2 separate regions of the Homo sapiens genome follow, and region 2 is linked to region 1. Evidence: chromatin loops called from intact Hi-C (ENCODE). Cell type or tissue: HepG2. All regions are shown on one strand. Links, peaks and the distances in the headings refer to the core of each region. The heading gives the core; the rest is flanking DNA.

What was found. Peaks named below come from ENCODE experiments on the same cell type or tissue, not always from the same donor. Only the 100,000 strongest peaks of a DNase experiment are listed, where the experiment ranks them.
Region 2: a loop joins it to region 1, with 3 times the contacts of the local background. A loop is called at or near these places in 2 of 110 quality-filtered maps.

Annotation. Positions count from the first base shown.
Region 1 is chr2:75,460,089-75,471,350 of GRCh38, reverse strand. No RefSeq gene overlaps it. Among named protein-coding and RNA genes, the nearest start is that of EVA1A-AS, 58 kb to the left of the region's middle. In HepG2, for the core only: CTCF peaks have their summits at 4,443 (motif pointing right), 5,591 (motif pointing left) and 6,600 (motif pointing left); DNase peaks (open chromatin) are centred at 4,440, 5,580 and 6,590.
Region 2 is chr2:75,517,433-75,528,694 of GRCh38, reverse strand. It overlaps EVA1A (eva-1 homolog A, regulator of programmed cell death), which reads left to right. Exons shown (of 4, transcript NM_001135032.2): 2 at 6,208-6,330; 3 at 10,487-10,639. The coding sequence starts at 10,555. It overlaps EVA1A-AS (EVA1A antisense RNA), which reads right to left and starts at 4,627. Exons shown (of 3, transcript NR_110281.1): 1 at 4,544-4,627. RefSeq lists enhancers at 1-206, 4,424-5,623. In HepG2, for the core only: no CTCF peak of the experiment used is centred there; DNase peaks (open chromatin) are centred at 4,924, 5,944 and 7,004; H3K4me3 peaks cover 2,088 bases.

The sequences.
Region 1 (11,262 bases), core at 1,792-9,791:
AAGACAGAGCCAGGAAGCAACAGTCCTAATGGGAGTCTCACCTCCTTTGTGGGTAATTAACTCATCCTGATTTGGGCAGGATTTTTCTAGCTTTGGAAGTGAAACCCCTCAGTTTCAGGCATACTGAATGTTTAGTCATCCTATGCCTGGGAACTTTATATCAGTGGTTTGCAATAGCAAACCACTGATGTCCAGACCCCCTCTCCAGGCATTATCTTTTAATTATGCTGGGTGTGGGTGGAACATTAATGTTCCCCTGGGGGAACTTTTAGACATCATCTGATATTCAATGAAGGTTGAAAATTACACATGTAGGAGATCATCAATCAGCTTGATCAGGCCAGTGACAAAGGATTCTTTTAGGACATGATAAGATAAATTTCTGATAGATTTCTAGCCTGACCTCAATTCTCAGAGGCCTTTGGGAGATGAAGGTATTTATGGTTTAACACTCTCCCTATCCCCAAAACCTTCTCTCCCAAAAGAGAGTTAAACAAGGGAATGAGAAAATCCAATTAGATGAAATATCTAAAAATTATTACCAAGATATGTCTAACTTTATACTTACACTATTTCCCAGACAATTCGATGAGAACAATTTCTAGGAGCTCATGTATGTTACACAATATTACCCGGGTCCTCAAGAATCCAGTGCCAATGAATTAAAAATTCAAACTGGGCCGGGCGTGGTGGCTCACGCCTATAATCCCAGCACTTTGGGAGTCTGAGGCGGGTGGATCACGAGGTCAGGAGATTGACACCATCCTGGCTAACAGGGTGAATCCCCATCTCTACTAAAAATACAAAAAAATTAGCTGGGCATGGTGCCACGCACCTGTAGTCCCAGCTACTCAGGAGGCTGAGGCAGGAGAATCGCTTGAATCCGGGAAGCGGAGGTTGCAGTGAGCTGAGATCATGCCACTGCACTCCAGCCTGGGCAACAGAGTGAGACTCCGTCTCAAAAAAAAAAAAAAAAAAAAAAATTCAAGCTGGCAAGGCCATTACCTAAGCTTAGCTAGTGCTCAGTAGTGTATACCCTTTATTGTTGGCTGCGACACACCCAGCCAGTCACATTCTCATTGTATACAGATATCTTCCAGTATTTCAGTATATTAAAAAGTAAATCCAGCAACCCTTGGCCAAATCCAAAGATGCTTTTCTAGGAGAAAAAAAATGAAACTAAATAAAGAACAACTAAAACCAAACCAAACAAAAAAATTAAGAGCAGGAAATGCAAAACATTATTCTTTAGCATTTCTCAGTAAGTTTTACTACAGCTTGAGACAATTTTCTTTCTCTAATTTTCAGCCCACCCTCTTAGACAAAAACCCAGCGGGAACCAGCATGAGGCTTCAGAAAAGGAAGTTCATTCTGGCATGCCTCCTCCAGAAAGCAGGAGCCCACTGGCATCTGTTTTATCCACTAACTAACCAAGACTAGAGTTTCTCATGGGGGTGTGGGATCAGCACAATAACTGAACACTCCTTGGTCTGGCATTGTCTTCTGTGTCCTTATGGCTGCTAGAAGGGACCATGACAAGCCTGTTCCGATTCTGGGTCCCAGCCTTCTCTTGATCTTAGTCACAGACCCCCATCCACTTCCACCCAGCCAAGAGAAAGATTGACTGCAAGCTGTGAATAATGAGGCTAGAAAATTATTAAGGCAAGAGATGAAGACAGGTTATGTCAGATATATAAGGATTTAAATTTAATGTAAACAAGATTTTAGTTCCCCGTAAGCTATTTAAAATAGCACAACTGCGAGAGCTCTGGTATTTATTAAAAAATTCCATGGGTCTGTGAACCAAAGTAACTTGTAGAGTTTAAAAAAATGTATGGATTCTGTGGCCACAACTCTACAGATTTCAAATCAATAATCTGGTGTTAGGACCCAAGAATCTGTCTTTCAAGGCTCCCCAGGTGATTTTTGTCCACAGCCAGGTTTGTGATCTTAACTCTGTAATTCTTTTTACTCCATCAGGTGTGTCTTTGAGAAGATGAGAAGATCGCAGACCTGTATTCTAAACTGGAATGGTTCTAAAGAAAAGGTGAGACCCCTGAGGTCTTCAGTTTTCAGATAAAAGATCAGTTGAAGACTGGCTACTATCCATATTCTTTTTAACTTCTCCTCAGTGTAGCTCTTTATTCATCTAATGAGGTCTCTAATGAGCTTGTCTCCTACCAGACAAGCCCCTGAATCCAACACTCATAGCCTGCCTCATCAGCCACAGTGATTTATCATTCAGGAGACCATATCATTGATCTTCCAAAGTGAGGCACATTTGAAAGGGAAAGGAACAACTATTAATAATCACACCAGGCAACATACATGAACCAGGACTGTCTGGGGCAAATTAGGATGGGTTGATCTCATTGTAAGTGTCAGTCACCTCAGCGCAGCCCCTTATTTCTTGAATCTATTGGTTGGTGACAAAATCTGTCTGAAACTTTCTCCACCCCAGTTCACTACTAAAGCTTAGGACATTCTGGTATTTGATTAAAAATTTGTGACCTTATATCTAACTCTATTCTTTTTTTAAACCCTCCTTATTACAACAGTTTACTCATACTAAAAAGTACACAGAATTACATTACAAAGAAAACTCAACCCTATTAGGTGTCTAACAGACATAGACAGGACACCTTGTATCCCCTCCTTCTTTCCTATCTCTTCTTCTCTCATCAGAGAACCAATCATCATCCTGAATTATTGCTGAATTTATCATTCTTTTGCATGTTTTTACTTTACCACATATGCACACTTCCATAAACAATGTCTGGCATTATTATTCCTGTTTTAAAACTGCATGTGTCTTTCTGCAATTTGCCTTTTCTCAGTAACATTATGTTTTTAGATGTTTATCTGTGCTAACACATGTCACTCTGATTCACTCAGTTTAAAAAGTCCTTTCTAATAGACCACAGTTTATTCATTCTCCCTTTCATGCACGTTTATGTTTAACTATTTTTTTTCTGTTACAAACAGTGCTGCTACGAAAAATTCTTCTATATATCTTCTTTTGGAACATGTATGAGAATTTATCTAGGGTATATTTCCAGAAGTTGAATTTGAGGCTGTAGGTTTGTGCCTCTTCAACTTTAACAAGTATTGCTAAATTTCTGTCTGAAATTGTTATACCAGCTTACACTCTCAGCATCTGCATAGGAGGGTTCCCTTATCTCCCAATCTTTGACAACACATGATATTATCAGCTATTTTAATCTAGTCACAATCTGGTATATGACTTGGTATCTTGTTATTTGAAATCACATTTCCCTGATATTAATGATATTAAACATCTTTCCCTGTATTTATTGGCTTTTTAGCTGTAAGTTCCTCTTCTATGAGTTACCCATTCCTATTGTTTTCCTTTTCCCCCTACTGCGTATTTTTGTTTGTTTCTAGTGATTTGTGGTAATTCTTTACAAATTCTAGCTACAATCTTTTATTGGTTATATACTTTGTAAATCTCCTGCTTCATGGCTTGAATTTTAATTACGTTTGTGATGCTTCTTGTTTAACATAAATACGTTTTTCTTTTAGAGGAGTCAGATTTATCAGTCCTTCCCCTTACAATTCATGCTTTTTATGTCTTATTTAAGAATCTTACCTTATTCTGAAACCAAAAAGATATTTTCTTCTGAAAGTTTAATATTTGTATTCTTCATACTTTATTTATCCTATAATTCATTTTTATTGATGAAGTGAATTAGGGATCTACATTCATTTCTCATTTAGAGGTAACCAGTTTCCCCAGTATCATGGATTGAGTAGTCCATCATCTTTTACATGATTATTTTATTCCACTGACCTATTTGTCTATCCCTGCACCATTACTACAATCTTAATTAACATAGCTTTATGATGAGTTTTGAGATCTGGTAGATAAATCTCCTTTTTTCTTCTTCAGAATTGTCTCAGTCATTCTTGGTCCTGGCCTTTTTTCTTATGTAGTACACTGACAGGAAACAGGAGTGAAGGTGCCTCTACCAGTTCCTCCACATTGTAGAATTTCCTCATGTATTGTTTGTGATCAATGACCACTGACACACAGACCCAGTGAAGGAGCCAGTGTCAACTTATGTGAGAAGTATTTATAAAACTTCATTTTCTTCTTGCTTTTTATTGACAAATAATTATATAGAAAGCAGTTCTACTATTTTCTTTCCATACTTTAGTGGCTATATCTATACTTCCCCAGAGTGCAAACCACATTTTGAAGACCTCTTGCCTAAATCAATGAGCTGCTTTAAAAATAATAGATTCCTCACCTAACCACATGACTGAATCAGAATTTCTGGCAGTGGAGCCTAAAAATTTGTATTTCTAACAAGCACCCTGGATAATTCTGTTGTATTTCCACGGTTGGGAACCACAGAAATGATTTGACTTTCCAAAATGGTTATCCTGGGAGTAACATTAGATTTTCTGGCCTGTAGGTGGCGCTCAGGCTTCTTCCTCCCCATCTGTCACCTCCTCCTTCCTGATTTCCATGAAGGACAAAGGTAGGCGCACCATGGCCCCAGAGCCAAATCATGCCTGCCTGTCTTTGTACAGCCCATGAGCTGAGAATAGTTTTGTAACAGATCAAAATTTTTGTAACATATCAAAAATCAAATTAAATGGTTGAAACAAATCAAAAGAAGAATAATATTTTCTAATACATGAAAATTATATGAAACTCAAACTTCAATGTTCATAAATAAAGTTTTCTTGGAACATAGTCATGCCTATCCATTTATGTATTAGCTGTACATGCTTTAGCACTACAATGACAGAGTTGAGTGATTGCCATAGAGCCGGAATGGTCTGCAAAGCTTGCTGGACCTTTGCAGAAATAGTTTGCCAACCCTTGGTCTAGGGTGGTCAGCAAGAATGTTATTGGCCTATGGAGCAAGAGATGGTGCTTGCACGGAGGCCCTGAGTCTGAGCAGTGAGTTCACTCCTGTGGCTCTCCAGGACCTTCTTCTCAGGTTCTCCAACAAAGCTCTTGCAGCTCTGAGGACCTGGCTTCAGAGCTACTTTAAAACTTTCACAGGACCTAGCCTCTCCTACTTTACTACATCAAACTTTACTAAATATACTACATTGCTAATAAATGTAATTTATATGTAACTGTAAGAGTCGAGTTGGAGGACAGTTTTCTGGTTGAGACAATACTACATTTTGTAGACATTTAAATGAAAGATGCACTTATTTAGAGAAATGTCACAATTCTGGATCTCTCCTGGCTTAGCCATCCAGAATCAAGGACTCAGGAAGCAGACACTTGCGTTCCAATCTTGACCCTATCATTTACTAGCAAAATAACTATTTTGTGACTCAGTTTCTTCAACTGTAACATGAAGATGGAAATAACAGTACCACAGGGATGCTGAAGAGCAAATGAGTCAGTATGAGAGAAGCTCTCAGAATAGAGCCTAGGGCATAGCAAGTACCATATAGGCATTTGGCAATATTACTACTTTTATTTGTAGTTTTCATTTCATGTGTTAGACCCTATCCAATTTTTGGTTCAGTTCTGAAACACTTTCTTTAAATAAGACTATGAAAAGTCCATTTGTGCTGCTGTGCGGTGGCACCTAGTGGCTTGGACAAGCTCTGCCCCATGTTTAGGGAGCAGTGATTTCCCTGCTATTTTGAAGGTGTGTTTTCCATGGGCTTACTGTTTGTTTGGCTCACCTTTATTTGTCATCAGAGAAGCATGGCACCTAATGGTTGGATTAGAGTTTTATCTTTTGGGGGAAAGAACTAGGAAAGCCACTGCCTTGTTTTGTTCTAAACTTTGGTTTGGAACTCCCTGAAGTCAGCCTAATTATCAGGAGACCATGTTAAAGAAGTCACATGACTGGAGCAGAAAAGAGCCTGTGTTTGCTTGGCCTGTTCTTCATATTGAATGTGGGGTTCTGTAGGTTGTGTAGGTTCAGAATCCTGGGTTCTAGTTGAGATGTTATCAGTCAAAATCTTTATTCACTGGATCACTTGTTATCACTCAAAATGTTTATTCACAGGATGTATTCTATAGCAAAATAATGTGATCAACCACCTCCATCTTTGAAGGTAGACATCTTCTATATCTCACTAGCTTAACTGCTCAGGATGGAGAGCCTGAGTTTTTCACTAGACTTTCCATGCTCAGACTGGGCCATATATTAACATCTTTCTATAAGTCAGGCAGTCTGGACCAAAGAGAACTTCGTAATAATCTCCAAGAGTATTACTATGATCTATTTTCCTTTTCTGTTTGTTATCTTAGTCAGATTTCAAGTCACCAATAACCGTCCTTGGGGTGGGTCAACTTCTCTTTTGTTCCTGCCAGCTGTTTCAATCACTTACAGATCTACCTCTTCCCTGTAGGCTTTTAAGATTATAACCCTTTATGTCAGGATAAAGTCTAGACTCAGCATACAATCTATTCAATGTGTACCCAGCTCACCTCTCCACTAGTTTCTTCTGCATCCCATTATCATGCCAATAATCCTTGGCATGATTTTATTTCAAACCTTTTTCAAGTTTTTGAAATCTTTTTTTTTTCCTGCACATTTGAGCATGACTATGTATTGAATGCTATTTTTGTAAGCAGGTGAGAGACCTCCCTCTACTGGGCAGATACACAACTGCTGCCCATACTTAGAACGAAGAAAACTAGTTTTTACATTCTATATTGAAAAAAAGGTAATTTACATCTTCAATATTTTAAAGTGACTTTGTAATACATCTTATCTTGCCCTAGGACGAGTTGTCACCAAGTATCTGCCTCTTCTCTGTTTTCCTGTAACTTTTGACAAAGCAGTCGGTTGGATAAGTGTTGCCATGACACATCATGTTGATGACCCACACAACACCAGACCGTTGTCAGCTTTTTCATTGCAGTGATGTGAAAAACTGATGCAAAGCCAGCAGGCAAGGTTATAGTGCCCTTAACTTGGTTACCTAATGGAGAAGTTTATTCTAAAGCAAATTCAATGGTAGATTCAGGCTATGCATGGGTTCTGCACAGATAGGTGCTAATTTCTGTGGCTTCCTAATGCGGGGTTGCCATTCTAATGCCTTGTCTGAGGAGAAAGTTTGTAGCCTTTCTACCTTTCTATAGCTTGCTCTCCTTTGCCGTGTTTTTAAATCCATAAATCAGGTGTTGGCCATGCAGGGGAAATGAATGTTCACGGGTTGGAAGATAGGAAAAAGCAGGGTATATTATGACCATTTTCTATTCAGAGTAACTAGAATAACGGGATGCAGTAGAAACTATGCTGGAGAGGTGAGCTGGATACACACTGACTAAGTTTTATGCTAGGTCTAGACTTTATTCTGACACAAAGGGTCAAAATCTTCAAAGTCTCCAGGGAACAGGTAGATCTGTAAGTGAGAAGCTGGTGGGAACAGAAGAGAAGTTGACCCATTCAAAGGAGGCAACCACAATTTTAATTAAAATATTTGAATTGGAAGAAGGTTGAAGCAGAGAAATCAATTAGGAGCTTGTTGCAGGATTCCAGGAGAGAGTTGACAATGGCTGGAAATAGGACAGTGGCAGTGTGGCTAAATAGAACTACATAGACGTGAAGGGTTCTTAACAAATAAGAATCCACATTCCCCCTTGCTTACACACACCCCTCAGGAATTGATCAGATGCTGCAGTGGCAATGGTGGGTGAAGAGGAAATCAGAGATGAAGCTTACATGTGGGTGATATTGGGCCCCTAGAGACAAGAAATGCATAAGGAGATGCAGGTTGGGAGTGGGGAGATCCAATATGCAGTCTATCTTAAATTAGAAGAGCAATCTGTCCTAGAGATACAGATTTTGGAGACATCAGTATTTTGATGATAATTGATGCTATATGAGTGGATGGACAAAGTAGTTGAGCAGATATTCTCTCATCTGTAGATTACCTGTCAAGGTGGACAGGTAATCCAAATGTTGGCTAAGGTGAATGACATAAAGTGCACACCTTTGTGTAAAATAATAAAACATTTTGTTAAAATATAAACATATTCACATGAAAATCTTTAATATAAAAATACGGGTTTTGCAACTTAGGTCCTATGACTGGAGTTCTACATGGTCTTTATTGCTTAGGTCATACTTAGAATACATTATCTGTGATTTCCAGTTTTCATTTCTATGAAGTAGAACGAGAACCAAAAGTTGTTTGCAAAAAAAAAAAAAATCTGAATATATATTCCATCTAGATGTTTACTTTTCCTTTTGGTCATTTATAGCTGTCTCACTCAACCTAATTCATTTTTTAAAAGTAATTTGTCTTTATTAAGTCTTTCTAAAGCATTCGACTCTTTTTGCAATCACATTGTTCAGATTGTGGAATATTTAAGTACAGTGCATATAAAATAACAGTAGAGTTGAATGAGGAACAAATATTCTCGGTAATTAAGTACACAGCTCAACGGGGGCGGTGGGGGGGAGGTGCCAAGGGCCAGGGTGTTCTATAGAGCAAACAAACAGCTGCAGCATGGGTCAGGATTCTTACAGAGAGGATCAGAATATTGGCTTATCTGCTGATTAGCTGAGGCTGATTAAGAGAACTTCTACTACAAAGTAAATTTTATGTATATACATGTAATGATATTTCCTTTTAAATCCTAAATTCTGCTTTGTAAAATCAAGCTTTAAAATAAAACAAACTTAACCTCTCAGTTTATCAGAATTTCTGTTCTTGTCTTTTTGCTTATTCCAGGGGCAGTAAGGCATGTATAAGCCTATTTTTCTCATTTTTCAAATAAAAAATAGAATTCTATTAAAACAGGACTCTTAATGTTACACCAAGCCTTTGTGACTGAGAGCAAATCTCATAGTTAAAGGGACCTTTGCCTTTCTCACTGTTCCTGAAATGTTTTTGCACTTATCTCAAACTGAGCCTCACACACAGATGGTAATTAGATTGCTAAGTTTTTTAATCATCCCTTGGAGCACGGCACCATCAGCCTTTCAGCAGTTTTCCTTCAGCCTGTGGGCCACTCATCAGCAGTGGCTTCCCCTCTATCTCACTTTGGCTGCCTCCAAGTATTTCAGATGAGAAAAACTCATTTCCCAGTCTTCTGAAAATCCTCCAGAATTCCTTCATTTCTTCTACATAAACCAGAAGAGAAAAAAAAAAGATATGCAGGACATTGCTATGCTGACAAAACAAAATTTTTATTCCAGTGACAGGCCTCCTCACTGATTTATTTTGCTTTCTTGATAGAGGAAACAACTTCCCTCTTGAATTCAATATTTCTCATCCCCACCTCACTCCTTGTTCCTCCGTTTTCATTCTTGTTCTTTGACCCCATCGCTTCACCATGCACTTGTGATCCCAAACCATAAATATGAGCTGCATCCTGATCTCGTCTTTCAATCCCATGCCCAGTTAGTTACCAGGTATTATCATTTTTCCCTTCTAAATTTATCTTCTCAACTTTGCCCTCATTGCTATTCAATTCTCTCACTCCATCCTGTTGTTCATCCCCTTCAGGACAAAGTCTTAACTTGTTGCCTTGCTCCTGGTTACCTCTTCGGCCCCCTCTGCACAGTATGAGACTCCTTTGAGTTCTCCCAAATCCACTGTATGGTCTAATGCCCTTGCATTGTTTGTGTCCCTCACTCTAGACAGCTCTTCCTTGCTTAGAAGCATGCCAAACAACTTCCCACCCCTTGAAACCCACGTGCCACTTTCTCCAAGCAGTGTCCTGTCCCACTGCTGCCCTTCACTCTTTCCACAGTGCCATTTCTGAATATGTATCTGCCTCCAGTGTAGAGATATTTATTGGAAAGTCTGCTTCCCTTATGTGACTGTATCTCCTTAACCACTATTCTGTTTTACTCACCTTGCTTTCCTGGCACTGAAGGAAATAAAACCGTATTAATAGTTGTTGTATAAATTAATAAATGTGAAGATATTCAAACATGTGAATGAATTAATAAATATATGATAGTATAGCTCTCTCTTTTTCTTGTATTAATGGGGGAAGTGAAGTCCTGAATAAATGAGATATTTATGACATTTAGCCCTAGTGGAATCAGGGATTAGATAAATATAGTAAATTTTCATGAGGAATAAAATAAGCTTGTTGGATATCCCAGATATTTGTCATTTCTGGGGAAAAATGCTTAGCATTACTGATCATTGAGGAAATTCAAATTAAAACCACAAAGAGTTATCACTTCATGCCTGTTATAATAGCTATTATCAAAAAGATGAAAGATAAGTGTTGGTGAGGATAGAGAGAAAAGAGAACTCTTATACATTATTAATGGGAATGTAAACTAATACAACTGTTATGAAAAAGGTATTCAAGTTTCCTCTAAAAACTAAAAATAGAACTACCATATGAACCCGCAATCCCACTTCTTTGCATATATCTAAGGGAACTCAAATCAATATATTAAAGGGATACCTGCACTCTCATATTCATTGCAGCACTATTCGCAATAGCTTAGAGAAGGAAACAATCTAAGTGTCCATCAGTAGATGAATGGATTAAGAAAATGTGGTGTCTATACATAGTGGAATACTATTCAGCCCTAAAAAAGGAAGGGACATCCTGTCATTTGTAACAACATGGATGAATTTGGAGGACACTATGCTAAGTGAAATATAAGTCAGGTACAGAAGGACAAATACCACATGATCTCACTTAAATGTGGAACCTGAAAGAGTTGAAGTCTTAGAAATTGAGAGTAGAACAGTGGTTATCAGAGGCTGTGGGGTGGGTGCTGGTGAATAGGGAAGGAATGGGAGTTGTTGATCAAAGGGTGCACCGTTTCAGATAGACAGGAGGAATAGGTTTTGAGACCAATTGCACAGCAGAGTGACTATAATCCATAATAATGTATATTTCAAAGTAACTAAGACTAAATTTGAAATATCTCACCATAAAAATGATAGATAAGCAAGGTGATGGATATGTTAATGAGCTTGATTTAATCATTCCACATTGTATACATATATCAAAACACTGTATTATACCCCATAAATGCATACAATTATGATTGGTCAATCAAAAATAATATTAATAATTTTAAAAAACAAAAAAGGAAGAAACACTGGTTTCTAGCCATGCTATACCTCCTTTATCCCCACCCCTACCATGGAAGGAAACTTCACTAGCAGACTAGTAACATGGGAGTTCTCCTGGCATGCTTTGTGTAAACTATCCCATAAGGTCAGCTAAACTGTGTATAACAATAAATATCACTTAAAATTCCTTTGATTTAATGACCACTCTGTGTTATGTGGCAACCGTAGGGAGAGAGACTGCTTGGCAAG
Region 2 (11,262 bases), core at 1,624-9,623, 58 kb before region 1:
TACCAAGGTGGGTAGAAAAAGACCATCAGGTGGGAGTAGGGCTAGGTGTGTCTGAGCTCAGACTCTTCTTGGGTGGTGCCTGCAGAGACCACCTGGGGGGACGGGGCAGTGGTTCTCAGGCCAATGGAGTTATGTTCCAAAGGGGATTATGGCTGCTTCTGATGTTTCATACAGATTGCCAGGGAAGTCGGGGAAAGCCGGCAGTGACAGACCTCACCCAGCTCCCACACAGCCAGCAAGGCCAGTCTCACTCCTGCCAACAGCCAACAGAGCTGAATTTATTTACAGGCCTCTGGTGCACAGGGCTGAGATCTTGCCCCAGGCTACAAGCCTCCCTGCTGAGAAAGCAAGCAGGGCTTTCAGGCCTCACCCCTCCCTGACTGCCACAGCTTCTGTGCTCATCTGCACCTCCTATTCGCCTCCACCCCTCAGATTCTGCCTAGGAATCTGAGGAAAATTCATACTTGATCAAAATTATTACAAAGTTCAGCTGCAAGTCTCTTTCTCCCCGTGGCCCTTCCCCAATTCCACTGGCTGCCATCCCCTAGGAACCCTGTGAGATAAAGTGAGAAATGGCTTCGCTGGGCTTCCCTGGGGATCAGGAGTGCCTACAGGGCACTTCCCACTGCTTCTTCTACTTTTATATTTTGCTCAGCTCTCTAAATTCATTTCAGCTCTAGGTAAAGTTAAATCCTTCTTCCATGATCTAGATTTCCAGGTTCCCCAGTGAGGATGTATGTTCAGAGGCAGACTTTCCTCCCCTCACTTCGGGCACTGACTGTGTTTTTGGCTGTTTCTTGGAGTTTGCAGTGGCAAGCCACTGCTTTCAAAGGGTTTGTGAATTCTTTCAGTTGCCCTGGTATGTTCCTGTGGTGGTTCTTGGAGCAAAATTTCACAATGTGAGTCTCCAAACACTCCTCATTATTGTATTTTTTTAATCATAAAATTCTATTTTTTCCTTATATCTTCTCTTTATTTGCAGAGACTTTTTATTTCTTTGCTGAGGCTTTTAATTTCTTTATTTGTTTTAAGCATGTGCATAATTGCTTGTTGAAGTATTTTTAAAATCATGGTGTTTAAAAATCTTTGCCAGATAATTCTATTATCCCTATCATCTTAGGGTTCACATCAATTGATTGACTCCTCCTTACTGCTGGATGGGGATGGGAGTTCTGGATCCCATGTGGTCTCCACAGATGTGGGGCTCGTAACCACTGGTAGTGATGAGAGTCCTGACTAGGCTGCCTCTGACACCCCAGTGGAGAGGGGGAGGGGGAGGAGGATCTAGTTATTTCTAGGAGGGGGCGGATGTCCAGGCTTCCCATGTAGTCCTTACTGATATTGCCAGGGAAGGTAGCTCATTACTAGCAATCTCAGATGAAAGTCTCATCTCTCCCCTTGTGCCTTCTCTGACATCACTCTGGCAAGGGTGTTGGAGTTTCTTGCTATGGTCTCTTAAGGGTGAAAGTCTAGGCTATCTACCCAGGCTTTGCTGGTGTGGGTGTGGGTGTGGATGAGGCCATGGGTTTTTTGTTTTTTAAAATGATGTTTGGCTAAAGTAGAGTGGCTATTGTCTAAGAGTTTTCTGTCTTGCTAGAACACTCCTTTCCTGGTCCTCTGGCTAGAGAGAGCAGGCATTTGTTGGGAGTCTGTTTGTCTGCACCAGTTGTGTTGGGTTTCTGGATTGCTGGCTTCTTCAGCTACCTCATCTCCTTGGTTCTTAGTGTGCATTATCCTTTACCTGGACTACTGAGTTGAACCCCCAACAAGTCTTTCAGACCATCTCTGGCTTCTCCAACACATCCTGCACACTTCTGCCAGTGTTTTCTTCCTACAAGGCAGAACTGACCATGTCACTCTCCTGTTAATATTATTTACTGTCCATAAAATAAAGCTCAACCTCTGTAAGGCACTGCAGATCCACCAAAATGCAATTCCATCTTTGCCTTTGCAGCTTTGACTTCTGTTCAATTTCTCTGCCTATCCCTTTGCTCCTGTGCTAAAGATGTGTCGTGTACTTTAGCTCCTGCTCTTCCTTCTGTCTCCAGTGCTTTTCTTTACTCTAGCAAAGTATAGTTTCAAAGTTAAGAGCACTGGAGTTGGACTGACTAAGTTTAAATTCCAACTTTACCATTTTCTAGCTAGGTGATCTTAGGCAACTTTACCTCTCCATAGCTCAGTTTTCCCATCTGAAAAACAAGGATAATAGCATCTACCTCATGGGACTGTTATGAAACTTAAATTAAGTAGCACTTAGCAAATTATCTGGTTGAAGAGAAAGGTCTCAAAAAATGTGGACTATTAGTATAATTCCTTATTAAATTAATACTCAGTAGTTAAATTAATATGCAGTTGCTCAACATTCAATTTGAATGTTACCTCTCTATGAAGTCTTTATGGGTCCTCTGCATTGCTACCTTATTATTGAAATTAATTATTCTTTTCCCAACTGTCCACTTAATTTACATCGCATTTACATTTGATTCTGTTTGCAGTGCAGGTAGGTAGATCGCTGACCACATTTGCTCATTTCTGGATTATTCATTCAAAGGAAGCACTATGAGTCAATCATTGGGCACAGAGGTGAGTAAGATGTGGATCTTCCTTCAGAGAATTCTCAATTCCTTAGTAGCTGCAGATTGCTTGCTAAATAAACGGTTCTGGTGGGGCTTAATAAATATTTATTGATTTAAGACAAGCAAGCTCTGCCTTGGGATAGGAAGGTAGGCAGCCTCCAGGCTAAACAGCATCACAGTGTGTTAAAGTTAGAAACTTTTTGTGAACCACCCTTGGTACTGACCTCTGCATAGTGCTAAGTGAAGGCTTCAGGCTCTGTGTTAGAGCCCTGCTGTAACAGCATTGGTATTCCTGTGGTCTGTGGCCACCACCACGTAAGTCTTGACTAGGACCATATCATTTCTTAACCCTGGTCCTTTTATGTTCAAATCAAGACAAAGATTTTTCTTGAGGTCTCAGGAGTTATATCAGTGTCATTGAGGACATTGTTCATTCTGTTTTAAGGCCCATGTCTGACAATCTTAGCCTCACACACCTTGACTCCCATCATTGAGACAGAATTTGTTTTAAAGCACTTATGTGCCAGGAACTGTGTTAGCTACCACAAATGCAGAAGGATGGAACACAAGAGCCCCCTCAACAGCCAGGAGCTCATAGTCTCCATGCTGGAGCAATCGTTAGAAGCACAAAGCTGATTGTTTCACTATGGCCACCTTACCAACAATGCTTTGGTAGACAGGCTGGATAGGAAGCCAGATATTTTAGGCCAAGGAGGGACTGATGGAAGAAATGGAAAGAGGAAATATAAGTTCCTATGAAGATGTATGGCTGTGAAGGGAAGTAGAATGGGTGATAAGAAACCACAGTGGAGGTTGAGCAAAGGGAAGATTGCTTAAAGGTGGGGGAAATTAGGTAAGTTTATAGTAGATAAAAGGAGATAAGGGCAGTAGATCAAAAGATAGAGAGATTGAGATAGTGATTTGGAAAGAATAAGCAAATATTTGAGAAAGAACAATAGATATTCATGTACACATACATATATACATGCGTGCATACATACATATATACATTGTATATTTATATATGTATGTATATAAGTATAGAATGTATATATGTATGTGTGTTTATATATATGCATTTTGTATATGGGGCAAGAAGGTGAGGAGAAAATGAAAGACTAAAATTTTGAGAAAGAGAATTATACATATATATGTAATCACTCTATATACATATTATCTATTTATCTACCTACCTGTCTATCTATCAATCCATCTATCTGCCTACCTATTTATATAGAGAGATGGAGATCAGCCAGAAAAGGGAAAGTCAAAGAAGAATCATTCATTAATGGAACCATGTCCTGTAGGAAGAAGGAGGAAATAATTTGAAAGCACAGGTGAAAATTCCTTAGAGACAGAAGGAAGGAAGGTCAGAATGAGATGGAAGGGAGGAAAGTTAGAGTTCATGTAGGGTGCCCTCTATTTCTCTGGAAAGCTGAGAAGATGGAATGAGAAGATTGAAGAATGAGAAAGTGAGAAAGTAAGATGTCAGGGACATACATGTAAGCTTTCCTAGCAGCACTGGGGGCCTCCATTGATTTTGTAAACTCAGCATTTGCAATGCTGCAAATATGAATGATTATATTTTTTCAGAAGCACTAGCCTGTAGGGAGGAGAGCAAGCAGGTGAGGGTTGGAGTGCTTTGGGAGTTAGGCGTGAGGTTGAGGAGAGGGCAGCAGAAGGGTCCTGGTGAGAGCAGCATGTAGTGTAGTTGTAGTAGCCAGGCTGTGCAGAGAAAAGATGAATCTAGGATGACAGTGATAAACTGAGTGAGCAGGGAGGGGATGAGAAGATAGAAGCCTCAGAGAGCTTGGGGAGCACGTTTACTTTGATTCAGGTATGGAGAGTGCATAGCAGTATTCTCAGCTAATAAAGATATACTCAGCTAATAAAGCAGATTCTAGCTGCTAATAAAGATATACCCGTGACTGGGTAATTTATAAAGGAAAGAGGTTTAATTGACTCACAGTTCTGTATGGCTGGGGAGGCCTTAGGATCATGGTGGAAGGGGAAGCAAACATGTCCTTCTTCACGTGGCAGCATCAAGAAGTACTGAGCAAAAGGGGGAAATGCCCCTTATAAAACCATCAGATCTCATGAGAACTCACCCACTATTAGGAGAACAGAAGCATGGGGGTAACTGCCCCATGATTCAATTACCCCCCAGCTGGGTCCCTCCTACAACAGTTGGGGATTATAGGAACTATATTACAAGATGAGATTTCAGTGGGGACACAGCCAAACCACATCAGAGAGGTAAGATAGAGGTTCCGATTGGAGAGTGAGATTTCTCAGTGTGAGTCATTCATCCAGCAAACAGTCCCTGAGCATTAGCTCTATGCACTTATTGTGGGAAACTCTGAGAACAAAGATAAGAATTAAGGCATGGTCCCTGCCCTTACGGAGTTCACAACCCAGTATTCAGAGGTAAAACCTTTCCAGGTGATGACAAGGTCCAGGATACATCTCTGGAAATGATTCACTGTGATGGTTGGGAGGGGAAGGTTGATGGGGCAGTGGAAGCCAAGTGGCTGGCAGGCTGGCATGTTAGATGTATCATCCCCAGGTGCTTATCAGTGCTACAAAGAAAATCGGGGTTTCTCTCAGCTCAGTTATTTCTCTGGGGCCATGTGTATCCTCTCCCCAGCCGGTGATATAAGGACTGTTTTTCCATTTGAGCTTTTGCTCTTCAGACTCCCTGTGACTGTCCTAGGGTCAGTGCCTGATAGTTTTCACCAGTGTAGAGTGGAAGGTCAATGGGCCTCAAAGACCTACTTCTGCACTTTGGTACATGAGTCTGTAGACAGTTACCCATCCCATGCTTCCAGTTTCCTTTTCTTTCTTGCCCTTATTTTCTTGACCTGTAAAATTAACGTAGGATAGTGACACCAATCCATTTTGGGGAAGAAATAGCTGAGATGTGTCTCTATAAAGTAATCAATAAGCAGAAGTCGGAAGCCACAGTAGTTGGAAGGGTGTGATGATGACGAATGAATGAGTGTGCACACGTGAAGTGGGGACAGCTCAATGCTCAGAGCTCCATGACTGATTTCATTCTTCCTGCAAGCTTCTAAGTGAAGCTAGACACAGAGAGGAGATTTCCTACCTGGGCCTAGCAGAGGCCTTGACACTTTAGCAAGGAAGGCATAGGGTGTCGGAATCTACATATCAGCATTTCCAGGATTCTAGTTCCTACAGAGCTGTGTGAGACTTCATTTCATGGCCCATCTGGGCATTGCTAGAAGGAAACAGAATTCCCTCCCTTCCTGTTCCAGAGAGGCTGGCCTGCAAACTTCACTGATGAGGGGCCAGATTGGGACATCCCACACTAGCTGTTTTGTGGATTTTGGCTGACAGGAGCAGAGAGGAAGCATGTTTCTTTGATCTTTTACCTCTTGCATCCTTTCTGGTATGACCCTGGGAGACTGGTTTATCTGGCTGTCTAGTTCAAATTCCAGATTACACTCTGTCAATGGGCTTTCTCCTCTCTGGGGATGCTATTCATCCTTCCAAGGATCCAGACACTAGCCACCAAAGCTTCTCTGCTGGGTTCACACACATACCAGGTCTAAGGTATGATGTGATCTCCTGGGTATATGATGGTTTTTGTGCTGCTTCTTTTTTCTTTCAGAGTCTGAGAAGCCAACTGGGGCCAAACAAGTTTTAGAACCTCTACTGGCTGATGCCAACATCATCAGAGATGAACTGTTCTTACCAGAAACTTCTCTGCTCCTGACACCCCACCTCTCCCCAGGTAGCTAAAGGGATAATGAGATTATTACCCCCTGAACACTATGTATGGGGGTGACATACCAGGGGACACTCAGTTCCAATTGCAATATCATAGGCACAATATTAGAAGAATATTTGGACACTTTGATAGCCAAAGAAAGGCATTTGGAAGATTAATAGGGGGCTTCACTGCAATAGGTCTTTCCTTTGCTTAAATCATGAATTTTTTATTAAATTTTACACAAATACATTTTTTCATCTATTCATACGATCTTTTTCCTGTTAATCTATAAATATGGTAGAGTACACTTATTTACAATCCAATTTTTAAAAATAAATGCAATAACATCTCTTACTTAAAATTAAGCCATATCATAATGTGATATGAATTAGAATTTTATTGACTTCAAATTTAATACCGCTAAAAGATAACTCTGCCATCATTCTTATTAACTTAAAACCAAAATTTGATTGCAAGATTCTTTAAATAAAGTAACCTTCAAAATTCCCTGTTTTACCTCACCAACACAATTTTTAAATTGTGGTAAAATACATATAACAAAATTCGTCATCTTAAATTACTTTTAAGTGTATAGTTCAGTGGCATTAAGTATATTTACATTATTGTGCAACCATCACCATCATCCTTCCCCAGAACTCTTTTCATCTTGCAAAACAGAAACTTTGTACCCTGTACCCTGTTCAATAATTATCTTTTCCCTGCTCCTGTTCCTGACAACCGCTACTTTCTGTCTCTATGAATATGACCACTGTTGGTGCTTCATACATGTGGAATCATATAATACCTGTCCTTTTTGACTGGCTTATTTCACTTAGCCTAATGTCCTCAAGTTTAATCCATGCTTATGCCTTCCTTTTTAAGGCTGTGCGTAATATTGCATTGTATGTGTAGACAACATTTTATTTATTCATCCATCTGTGGATGGACATTTGGGTTACTTCCACCTTTTGGCTATTGTGAATAATGCAGCTCTGAACATTGGTGTACAAATTCTGTTCAAGTCTCTGCTTTAAAATCCTTTCAGTATATACCCAGAGGTGGAATGGCTGGGTCATACAATAATTCTATTTAAACATTTTTTAAGGAATAGTCATCCTATTTTCCACAGTGGCTGCACAATTTTACCTTCCCATCAACAGTGCACAAGGGTTCCAATACTTATTTTCTGATTTTTGATAGTAGTCATCCTAACGGGTATGAGATGATATTTCATTGTGGTTTTGATTTTGATTTCATTAATGCTTGGTTATGTGGAGCATCTTTTCATGTGCCTATTGACTACTTGTATATCTTTGGAGAAATATTGCTTCAAGTCTGTTGCCCATTTTTAAATTGAGCTCTTTGTTTTTAGTTGTTGAGTTGTAGGAGTTCTGATATTAGGAATTAGGATAGGTAGCAGTCTGGATATTAACCCTTTATCAGATATATTATTTGCAAATATTTTCTCCCATTTTGTGGGTTGCCTTTTTACTCTGTTGTGCCCTGTGATGCACAGAAGTTTTTAATTTTCATAGAGTCCTTTTCTTTTTTTTTACTTTTGTTGCCTGTGCTTTTGGTGTCATATCCAAGAAATCATTGTCAAATCCAATGTCATGAATCTTTACCCCTGTTTTCTTCTAACAGTCTTCTAAAATTTTTAGCTGTTACATTTAGGTCTTTGACACATTTTGAGTTAATTTTTTATATAGTGTAAGGTAAGGGTCCAACTTCATCCTTTTGCACGTGGACATCCAGTTTTTCCAACACCGTTTGCTGAAAAGGCAGTCTTTTCCCATTGAATGGTCTTGGCACCCTTGCAAAAATAATTTGAACATATATATATGTAAGGGTTTATTTTTGGATGTTCTATTCTATTCCATTAAGCTACATGTCTGTTTTTATATGCTAGGCCTACACTGTTTTGATTACTATAGATTTATAATAAGTTTTGAAATCAGGAAGAGTGAGATGTCTAACTTTGTTAATTTTCAAGATTGTTTTGACTGTTTGGGGTCCCCTGAGATTCCATATGAATTTCAGTATGGATTTTTTTATTTCTGCAAAAACATCATTGAGATTTTGGGACTGCCATAAAACTTCTGAATTCTTTCTTATAGGAAACATTTGCCAGACAGATGAAGAGAAGGGGGGCATTTAGGCAACAGGAAGAGTGTGACCAAAAGCATGAAGAGGTGAAAGAGCTTGCTCTACTTGGGGGAACTAAAAGTAATCTAGTATTGTTGAAGCTCTAAGCATTCTTATTATCTGTGTGTATATGTGTGTGACTGTCAGCTTGGATAGGAGATACATTAGGAGGTAAGGCAGAGGTCAGATATTGTGAAAGTGGATGTGTATTGTGTTAAGAGGTCAATGGAAATTCATTAGAGTTGGGTTGTGGAGTGATGTGATCATATTTGTACTATAGAAAAATGACCCTGTTAATAAGAATGGGTGCTATATTGAGAAGGAAGGAGGTATCATCAGAAAGACCAGGTAGGAGATTGTTGCAAAACTCCCAGAAATAAAATGATAAGACTTGCAATCTGGTAACATTAGTGGAGACAGGAAGGAGGGAATGGTTTTGAAATACACATGGCTCACTACAAACTCAGACATATTCCAGTAGCTTCACTCTTTTCCTGGGTCTTGAAGTCCTCAGATCTGTAGAACAGCCTCTGAACTCAGTTTGATGGCTCTCACCATTCACGTGTATCATCCAGTTGCCACCTTTTAGGAACACAAATGACTGTTGAAAGAGGCGCTGTGTTCTGGCTCAGCGGCTCAAGGGTCCCTTAACAGCAGCCAGTCTCTTTTCAAAGTCCCTGGAGCTCCCACTCCTTCTCCTGTCACTCTCAGAGCCTCTGGCCGCTCCAAGGACTTTATGGTTGTTTCTTTGTGCCTGTGAGTTGGTTGGTGTTTTCTTGTTTTGGTCTTTCCTGAAGCCTGCTGAAATCTACCAGCCAGAGAGTGTTCTGTTATAGCCCATTCTATTTACCTCACGGAACTGCCGCTCTCCAGGCCTTCTAATTGTGGCCCATGTTACTCATATCTGTGACCCACTGAGATCCCAGGTTCATTCTCCAAGCCTTGACACCCTTCTACACTCTGTGACTCAATTGCCTGCCTTGAGTTCATAGCAGCATCGAATGAGCTGTTCATGAGCAGTTCATAGCAGCATCGAATTGGGTCTCTGCCACCTCTCTCCCACTTCGTGCCCAGGAGCTCTCTGTAAAGCCTTTGCTGAGTAACTGGGCAATGCTAATGCCAGGCTTGTGCTGCAGCAGCTGGGGAGAGGATGTGCTCCTCCAGCCAGAGGCTGGAGCACTGAGATCCCAAGTCCCTGTTCTGATCCCTGGTGGGATGGTTCTATGGATGGGCAGTCTGGGCCATGTGTGTGTTCTACTGGCCCATCACAGTCACAGGTGGAGTCATGGAGCTAGAGGCAGGGAGCAGCTCGAGCTCTCAAATTCCTGTAGATATTTTAGAATGAGAACTGCTTTGGCAGTTCTGGGATAGCCAGCTCTGAACCACTGCCAAAGGCACACATTTAGTGACCTGAGGGATGAGGCAAACTGATCAAGGTACACAAGTGTCATCAGTGCAGGCTCCCGGGAAAGCACAGCAGGAGAGGAGAGGGCTGTGGCTTGTAGTTAAAACGCAGTGATGAATGTGACGATGATTTGAACCCGATGGGCTGTGCCTCAAAGGTGAACCAGGGAGAATCAAATAAAGAGTTCCAGAAGTGGTAAGGGGGAATTGTTTACTGGGAATTAGGAAGATACAGGGCAGAGAAAGGAGAAAGGTCAGGAAAATCAGGGATGTAAGGAGTTTCTACTTCCTTGAAAGCCAGGAAGCTCGCTTGAACAAAGAGCACAAGACCCCAAATCTTTGTGGCCCCACTGGCTGGGAGAGCTCGCTGGTCTTTCTTTAGGAGCCTGGCTAGTTTTTGCAAGCATAGTTTTCACAAGCAATTGAAGGATAATTTCCTTAGCTCTATAGTGAAGCTATACCCCCAAAAAAGTGGGGCTGGCCAGAGAGGGTCTGTAGTTTCCAAAGCCCCAAAGGACACCTGCAAATCAGCTGTTGCAAAAATATGTCTTTAGGAGTCCAGGCTACCTGGAACATGGCCTCAGGACAGCAGAATGTTTCTTATCACTCACTTTATGTTCCCAAACAGAAGAGAAGAAGGAGAGTGGCCACGTTGATTCAGCCAAGCACCTCCAGGAGGTCCCCTCTGGATGTCCCATGAGGCTGCCCCTCAGCCACAGCCCAGAGCACGTGGAGATGGCTTTGCTCAGCAACATCCTAGCGGCCTATTCCTTTGTCTCAGGTAGGTGCCTGGTTTCCACTGGGCCAGGACTGAGGTCTGGGGCTGGGTCCAAGGTTGTCTCCTGGGTGGCCATCTCTGGCCTTATTCTCAGTAAAGACACACTACGTAATCAAAGCTACTGCTCTGCTTTGCTGAGCTTTGAGATGAAAGGTCTCCAGGTTGGGAGTTAAGCTTGTCATTCTCTAATTTGAAAAATGAAGGGTTCTAAGAGCTTTGTCTTGCAGAAAATGTTTAGCTGCTCAAGTGAGTGATTGAAGTGGCCCAGGGCTACTGTTGGCTTCTGTCACTATGCATTAACTCTGACCAAGGAGGGGGCTGATGGAGTACCTCAGCCTGGTTATTCTATGCAGTTAACCTCACACAGGCTGCCTGTGTGTGAGACTGTGTGTGTGGGAGAGAGAGTATATGTTTATATGTTCTGTGTTTGGGGCCTTTCTGAGGTATTTGACGAAGCTGTAGATGAGATGAAGACAGAAGGCATGCGGAGTATGGAAGAGTCTGATATTTGTCCCTTCGTTGGTTCAAAGTTGCACTCTTTAGTAAGATGGCTGATTTTCTCCTCAAGATCATTTCTTGAAAACAGATGTTGTTCATATAAAAGGAGTCATTTAAAAATACATGAA